Regions from separate parts of the Homo sapiens genome. Here regions 2 and 3 are each linked to region 1. Evidence: chromatin contacts called from ENCODE Hi-C or POLR2A ChIA-PET data. All regions are on one chromosome and are shown on one strand. Each heading gives the region's core, a stretch centred on a gene start or an enhancer-like site at or near the end of the contact. The rest is flanking DNA. Distances are from core to core; before and after follow the strand shown.

The links. Hi-C counts contacts between places; a loop is a spot of excess contacts on that map. ChIA-PET counts read pairs that join two places held with the same protein, here RNA polymerase II (POLR2A). Pooled maps may share reads with other maps.
Region 2: a map of Caco-2 shows a loop between it and region 1 (2.6-fold over the local background). The contact joins two enhancer-like sites. A Hi-C loop is called at or near these places in 3 of 168 maps with a recorded cell type or tissue (Caco-2, PC-9 and endothelial cell of umbilical vein) and 6 of 50 pooled maps. POLR2A ChIA-PET finds 5 or more read pairs at or near these places in 4 of 52 experiments (CD4-positive, alpha-beta T cell, T-cell, activated CD4-positive, alpha-beta T cell and 1 more).
Region 3: a loop to region 1 is called in a map of Caco-2, with 2.1 times the contacts of the local background. The contact joins two enhancer-like sites. A Hi-C loop is called at or near these places in 9 of 168 maps with a recorded cell type or tissue (CD14-positive monocyte, CD4-positive, alpha-beta memory T cell, Caco-2 and 6 more), 14 of 37 single-sample maps with no recorded cell type and 22 of 50 pooled maps. POLR2A ChIA-PET finds 5 or more read pairs at or near these places in 14 of 52 experiments (A673, AG04450, CD4-positive, alpha-beta T cell and 10 more).

Annotation. Positions count from the first base shown.
Region 1 is chr11:96,219,143-96,221,687 of GRCh38, forward strand. The region is part of intron 1 of MAML2 (mastermind like transcriptional coactivator 2); the gene reads right to left. Among named protein-coding and RNA genes, the nearest start is that of MIR1260B, 120 kb to the right of the region's middle. Within about 2 kb of position 1,274, at least 12 of the 41 ENCODE cell types and tissues checked have a DNase peak (open chromatin) inside an H3K27ac peak, as active enhancers do.
Region 2 is chr11:96,097,685-96,100,229 of GRCh38, forward strand. The region is part of intron 1 of MAML2 (mastermind like transcriptional coactivator 2); the gene reads right to left. Among named protein-coding and RNA genes, the nearest start is that of MTMR2, 170 kb to the left of the region's middle. Within about 2 kb of position 1,272, at least 11 of the 41 ENCODE cell types and tissues checked have a DNase peak (open chromatin) inside an H3K27ac peak, as active enhancers do.
Region 3 is chr11:96,144,014-96,146,558 of GRCh38, forward strand. All of the region lies in intron 1 of MAML2 (mastermind like transcriptional coactivator 2), which reads right to left. Among named protein-coding and RNA genes, the nearest start is that of MIR1260B, 200 kb to the right of the region's middle. Within about 2 kb of position 1,280, at least 4 of the 41 ENCODE cell types and tissues checked have a DNase peak (open chromatin) inside an H3K27ac peak, as active enhancers do.

The DNA of each region.
Region 1 (2,545 bases), core at 24-2,523:
AAAGCTTTAAAACAACATAAATAAGGCCCTTCACATACTGGGCACTCAATGTATTTAGGTTGAAATCTTTGATGTTCATTAGTGCCAGTCAAGATGAGGACAGAGATAAAATATGACATCTTAGAAACCATTCCTGTACATGTCTCACCTTTCAATCTAAGCACTTTCGGATTCTTCAAAAACCAGCTATAATTCCACCTTGTTCAAGAGGCCTTCCCAGATCACCTCGGGCATGAGTTCTTTGCCACCTCAACTCTCCAGCATTTATCGTTTATACAGTTCATTTGACGTTTAACATATTTTGCTTAATATGTTAACCATCTTTTCATTTATACATTCTTTTAGGAAAAACATAGATAGTAGAAGCCTTGCACCGTGATTTACAGCATGAGCCTAGGAGTCAGACCAATTTTGGTTTCCAATGCTGCCCTGTCCTGTCTGAGCTTTGTAACCCTGAACAAACATCTTTTCTGAGTCTCAGTTCATTATTATTATTATTTTGAGACAGGGTCTCACTCTGTCATGTAGGCTGGAGTGCAGTGGCACAAGCTCGGCTCACTGCAACTCCACCCTCCTGGGTTCAAGTGGTTCTCATGCCTCAGCCTCCTGAGCATTTGGGATTACAGATACCTGCCACGATACCCAGCTAATTTTTGTATGTTTAGTAGAGATGGGGTTTCATCATGTTGGTCAGGCTGGTCTCGAACTCCTGACCTTGTGATCTGCCCACCTCGGCCTCCCAAAGTGCTGAGATTACAGGTGTGAGCCAACATACTCAGCCATCAGTTTATTATTTTTAATCCCTCAGTAAAATGAGACTATTTCATCATGTTGTATTAAATGAGTTGATGCATGTATAGTGTTAACTCTTGGGAAACACAAAGACACTAAATGGTGGCATGTTGTTATCATTGCCATGATCTTTATATTAATATTACTATCTTCTTTTAATCTCCCACAGTGTCCATGCGTTATCAGGCCCTACGTGAATTGATCAAAGGATCTTTGCCTGAGAGTTGACAGAGGCTCCAAATTCCTTGCTGTCTAGAGAAGGGGGTGGGGGAACACTGCCTGTAAACAAATGAGTGACCCTCCTTCACTCTCTTAGGGTACAGATTTCATTCTCTTATTTCTCTTTCTCTGTGCTCCTTTAAACCTGCAGATTTAAGCCACTGCCTTGTGCTCTGCTTGGGATTATGTGAGAAGCAGGAAAATTTCAACTGCCTTAGAGATTTGTTTCCCTAGTGGCACCGGACATGGTGAGCCCTCCTGGGACTCAGAGTCAGCACATGCTTCCTGCCTTACTCTTTATTGACTATTTGCTGCCTCTTTATTTTTTTCTAAGTCATCAGTGAGGAAGTTGCATAACTTAAAAGCTAAGCTAAGTGGGAGTCTGTTTACTGCAATCTGGAGTCATACATATTATTTATCTTCTTTGCAAGTTGTTACAAAATGCAATGTAAAGTGTTCTTATACATGCAGAATTTTTTTTGTCATCCTTGGGTATGCATGAGCTTGAGTTTTTAACATTTTATTTCTGGTTGTATTATAGGTAATAGAGTAACTTGGAAAAAAGTACAATTTCCTTAACAGTCAGACATAGATTTAAAAAAATACAAGTTTCAAATACATCCTCTGAAACCTCTACTGGATTTTTCAAAATAGCAAATTCAAAATCTTTTATATAAAAAGTGAAAAAAAAAGCATCATCAAACTGAAAGGAGGATGCCTTTCTGGGTTGTTCATTCATCAGGATAATATCTGTAAAACTCTAATCTCTTGGAAGACTCTGGCTAAAACAAATTCATTTTTGGATCAGTACCCAGTGCCTTTTTCATAACAGGTATTCAATGGGCATTTGTTGAACCAACTAATGAGAAAGTATTTATTCAACAAGTATTTATTGAGCACTGAGGAGATGTATTACTATAAAATAAGTTCACAGTATATAGTGTTATTAATACTATGGTCATTAATTAATAATAATTTCACCACCACAACACTGTAATGCAGCCTCCAGAAAGCCAGTGACATAAACTGGAAGTTTGGGTGACAGAGTTTACAGCTTCTGATTATTTAGACTTAAAGCAATTAGCCTTGCTGTTCCCACTGTTAACCACAGAGAAGGACATGTTCCCAAGTTTCCACCTATTCACTTCTTGATTAATAACTTTAAAGTCATTCCAAACCTATCAAGACTCAGAGATAGCGCTGGGCCTTTCCTGTAGTGTGGGGTTTGTCTTCAGGAACAAAATCCCACTTCTGCAGCCTGCAGTGTGACCCATCTGTTTTGTATCCCCTGTCATTTTGGGAACAGTGTAACACTGTGGAGGCCAGGCTATACCCGAGGTTAGAGACCCCACCTTTAAAATTATTACTCTGGGGAAAGCAGGAAATATTGTTTCAATCATAAGGATAAAATATGGACAACTATGAACCACTTAAGAAGTTTCATAGCAGTTGCCTTCAACCACAAAACCAAAATCAGTATTGAGCTCTTTGCTTCTGCACAGTATAGGGAAGATGTGAGTGGCAGTTCAGTCAA
Region 2 (2,545 bases), core at 22-2,521, 120 kb before region 1:
GTCATAAAATATAATTTTTAATATTTTTTAAGGAATAAGGGGCTTCAAAGGCAAGGGTACCTATGTTCTATGAAAGCCTCTCACCTCTTAACTATTGTATACTGAAGGCTTATTCTAGGCAGGCACTCTGTGGTGTAAGTCCTTGTTTAATCTCATGGCTCTCTGAGGCTTGTGCTCTTATATACCCATTTCATAAGTGAAAAAATTGAGGTTCCTGACATTAAGATTACACAGTAAAGATATGGAGGCAGGATGCCAGCCCAGACATGTCTCGTTCCAAAGTCCTAATTCTGAACCACTAGCCATACTGCTGTCTTCCCTTTCGGCCTCTACCTTGCCAAATGCTGACAGTGTGCTGGACACAGATAGCCCAGACAGCCAAGACAAAAGTCCAATAGAATGAAGATGCCTTGTGAGCACAGGGCAGAGGTAAAGGCATTCGGGACACAGGGGGTTGGATGGCAAGGAGAGAATGATGACATCACTGGTGGGAGGTTGATGGTGAAAGTTCAGGCCATCACTCCTGAGGCTCCAATATAGGAGAGGAAAGAGACAAAGGTCATTCGGTCAGTCAAAAAGATTTACTAAGCACCAGAGAGAGTTCTGAACCATATCCTATCAAATCATCCCTGGCATGAGGGAAAATATGCAGATGATTAAGCCAGCAGCAGGATGTAAAGGCTTCCAATCAGCACTACACTCAATCTTTGCACTTTTCCCACTACCTAGGTGGGTGAGAAGCATTTTTTATTTTGCATGATAAATCTGTGCCCCACAATTACGTTTAATTCATGAGACTGTGCATTTAATATCACCCTTTCACTGGCCATCCGAGGAAGGGGCTTGTTTTGGGAATGATTTTCAACAAGGGAAGTCCAGTCTGGTTTGCAGATGACACAGAAATCACTGTACTTTCTTTTGCTGAGATCCAGCAAACTGTTTCTTTTCACTCCCGTCCTTGTTCTCATTCTTCCATTTGGACACCTAGATGCTATTTGAGGCCTGCGGTCTCTGCTGGGGAAAGGCATAGGCCTGTCCGGGGCAGGGTTCCAGACACAGTAGCCTGCCTGCCCCAACAGCTGGGGTTGAAGGTATGAGAACGCCTAGGAACAAGGAAAATCCTGCACAGCAGAACTGGGGCTGGGGTCCTCAGTAAACTGCTTCTTTTTAAGTAGCTATGCTTCACTTTTCCAAAAGACTTGAAACATAAACTTTCTGGAGGGATTTGAAAATGCCATTATTGCACAATCCTCTGGTTTCTGTTTCTTCCCCTGCCCCCATCCCTTTCCACAAAATAAATGCATTCTTTGTCTCCGGTGCTGCCCTAGAAACAGGGAATGTGCCACACAAAGGTAACAATTCAGTCCATAGGTCACTTTTTTTCACCCCAGGTAGACTTCTGTCTTTCTCAACCAGGCATAAACACAAGAACCAAATCTGCCACTGCCTACATACTCAAGGGAATATCTTGGTTCCATCATCTGCAAACTTTCCTCGGGCTATTTTACTCATGGCTGATTAGAGATAGGACTGGGGATAGATAACATTAGAAAGAGACCAATCCGAAAGCTAATATATGACTCTTGATTTGATTCTTGAAGTAAAAATGTTTAGGATCCAGGAATAGTAAATTCTAGCTCCTCAAGTACTTGGAGGTGAGAGTAATTCCTTTCTGCCTTTCCAGTCCTAGCACAAAATAGGTTTGTCAGGCTTTTTACTAAACACAGAAAGAATCTTCACTTCTTATTTGGCCCTACCAAGATCTGAGCTTCCTTGTATTACTAGATATTATTTTATGGCCACACAGTAATTAGGTTTGCCCAACCAGATTTTAAGCTCTTTGAGGGTGGGCATTCATTGCCTTATACTTCTCCAAGTTTCTTTCAGTACCTACCACAATGCTGGGCATATTCTAGGTGTTTTAATAATTATTCGTTGACCTCAGTGCCTGGGAAACGGGATCCTTCTAACTATTGAGTGGGAGCAGTAAAACAATGCTAAAAAGGAGGTTGTGGGTTGTGGGGAATATTTTCATACCAAATTCACAAGCAAATTAATGGTTCCACCAGAATTTTGCTTCAGTGATTATTTACCTTTTGTTTTTACTTTTTTAAAGACATTTTTATACATTTTTTAGTAGAGATGCAGTACTGCCATGTTGCCCAGGCTGGTCTTGAACTCCTGGGCTCTAGCAATCCTCCTGCTTCAGCCTCCCAAAGGTTATAGAGATTACAAGCATGAGCCACCATACTTGCCCATTGATTATTTTCCTTTAAACTCTGAAGTCACGAGAATGTGAAGCCCTGAGAACCGGAACTGTGAAGAAAATGTATTGTCACTCATGTGAACCAGAAGTGAAGGGGTGTATGAAGCTTTGTGATGGACACAAAGTGTTGTTGCCCCTCCTGATGGGACTGCAAAGCTGGGATGCAAGTTGAAGCCCCATCTGGACTCCATGCCCTTCCTGGGTGAAAGCACTGGAGCAGACATGGAGCCAGGGCATGCTTCCTTATGAATTTCAGTAACTCGTACTTTCACTCCTTCA
Region 3 (2,545 bases), core at 30-2,529, 75 kb before region 1:
GGTCTGGTAGAGAATGAAGGAACAGGACAGCAATTGAAATGATGAGTTTATAGGAGTCTAATAATTTCATGGCTGGAAGTATGACATAAAGAAATGAGCTTGGGCTTTTTATTCAGAGCTGGGAGTTCTCGTCTCAATTCTGCAGCCTAACTGATAAGACCTTTTACTAACCAGGTAAAACAATTAGCAACTGGGATCACATTGCTGGGAAGATGCTGAGTAACATTAATTAGAGTCTCAAAGGACTTTAAACAAATACGTACATCTAGAGAAGAATTTTTATAATGTAGTTAAGAATGCTTATTGAGAAAGAAACTCAGTGTCTATAATCCATTGCTGACTAGCATGCTTAGCTATGGTTAAATCTTCCAGTAAGCCAAGAATGAGGGGAGAAGAGGGAGGCAGGTTGGGACGAATAGAGTAAGTGGTAGAAGTGGGTTCTGTTCAACCATATGTAGAGGAATTAATCAGCTCTTTTTCATGGATTTAGGGCCCTCAATCCCTATATAATTCCTCAGATATTTGTGCTACCTGCCCCCTTCCCCTCCATGTAGCTGACCTTAGAAGATTAGAAGAGAGAGACCACTGGGCTTATTATCTGATGAATGGCTCTGTTTTTACTGTGAAATTATAGGAAGTGGTTTAAATTGAGAATAATAGAAACAGTAACAAATAATAAGAATACTTGCTATCCTGTGTTAGATCATCTGGCAGGCTATCTGATGAGAGATAGGGTTTCATCTCGGGAAGTTTTAGAAAAGAGGCCAGATATATACCAAGTACTACTCTAGGTATTTCACAGACATTTTGTTTCACTCTTATACAAATCCCGTGGAAGAGAAATGACTTTCCTCATTTTAGATTCTAGGGAGTGACAGGGGACAAGTCAAAGGTAATTTGGAGTGAAGGCTGCCCTGATCAACTTCCAATGCATTGGATTATTTTCATTTCATCATTTTCTCAGTGCTATGGAATCTTTGTGATCCATTAATAATATTAATAATAATCCCTACATTTGTATGGCATTTAATACTAATGGTTTTCAAGGAAGTTTCACATGCATTACCTCACTGGACTCTCAAAAACAAGTCTGTGGGTTGGGCAAACAGGAATTATTACCTTCATTTTAAAAATAGTGAAACTGAAGCTCAGAGAGGTGGCATGCTTTATTTAGGGCTAAGACCAGAGTCCAGCTTCTGTTAGAACTAAGCCTTGCTTCCTGTTTTCCCTTTGGAGACCTTGAGGAAGACCATGAGCCGCCAAATAGCTACCATGATATTGCTAAACCCTGTACCAACTCGTGGACAGTAGTCTCATTAAACGCTCAAGATCCTTGGATGGAGACCAAGAACTCTCTATCTCTGCAAAAATCTCTACAGAAACATTTTTCTCTTTACTCTGCCTCCTCATTTAAATGCTAAAATATTTACAGTGAGTGATAAGTCAGATAACATCATGCTGCCTTGTGAATTTTTAGGGAAAAGATGAAGAGCACATGATAAGGCTGGGAATTTTCAACTGCCTGGCACAGTGGAAGAAATATTTGTCTAGGTGTTAAGACGTGTGGGTTCTGGTCCTGTCTCTTTCACTTATTAGCTGTGTAACCTGTTACTTGTTGTGTTAAAATAAATCCTCTAACAGTTTCCTAAGTTATTAAAGGGACTGTCCTGATAAAATCATGATGTGTGAGGGCTTTTAAAAATTGTATACTTGTTCGGGCGTGGTGGCTCATGCTTGTAATCCCAGTACTTTGGGAGGCCAAGGCAGGCGGATCACCTGAGGTCAGGAGTTCGAGACCAGCCTGGCCAACATGGCGAAACCCCGTCTCTACTAAAAATACAAAAAATTAGCCGGGCATGGTGGTGGGTGCCTGTAATCCCAGCTACTAGGGAGGCTGAGGCAGGAGAATTGCTTGAACCTGGGAGGCGGAGGTTGCAGTGAACCAAGATCATGCCACCTCACTCCAGCCTGGGTGACAGAGCAAGACTCCGTCTCAAAAAAAAAAATTGTATACTTACACGTGTGTGTGCCACACACAAACATTGTGACATGCAGTATGATCACATAAAATATGGATGATTTTCAATCTACTCCTATAACCACAAAGTGAGGGAAAAGGTTTATATATCCATATCATTGTGGTAGCATGGTATCTTACATAAGAGCACCCTCAGGATATAATTTTTATAATATTATTGGTAGCAGGAGCTTAACTATTTGAAGGAAACCAGATAGGTTTCTTATAAGGAATTCCATCTCTTGGGATCCTTGAGCAGGCCATGAGATCTGGTAGGTTTTGACAAGAGAAAATGAGAAACCATGCTCAGGGCCAGTCTGGCTATATGTACTCACTACTTGCTCATAGTTGAAATGATTTTTAAGAATTGTATACAATATTGCTATTAGCAGTGAATCGGGGAGGCAGGACAGGGGACAAACCATGGGACTCAGAGTCAGAAAGGGCTGAGTCCAAATCTAAGATATATCACCTGCCAGCTGTTATGAGTCTGTTGTCTAACATTTTTGACCTTCAGCATCTTCAACT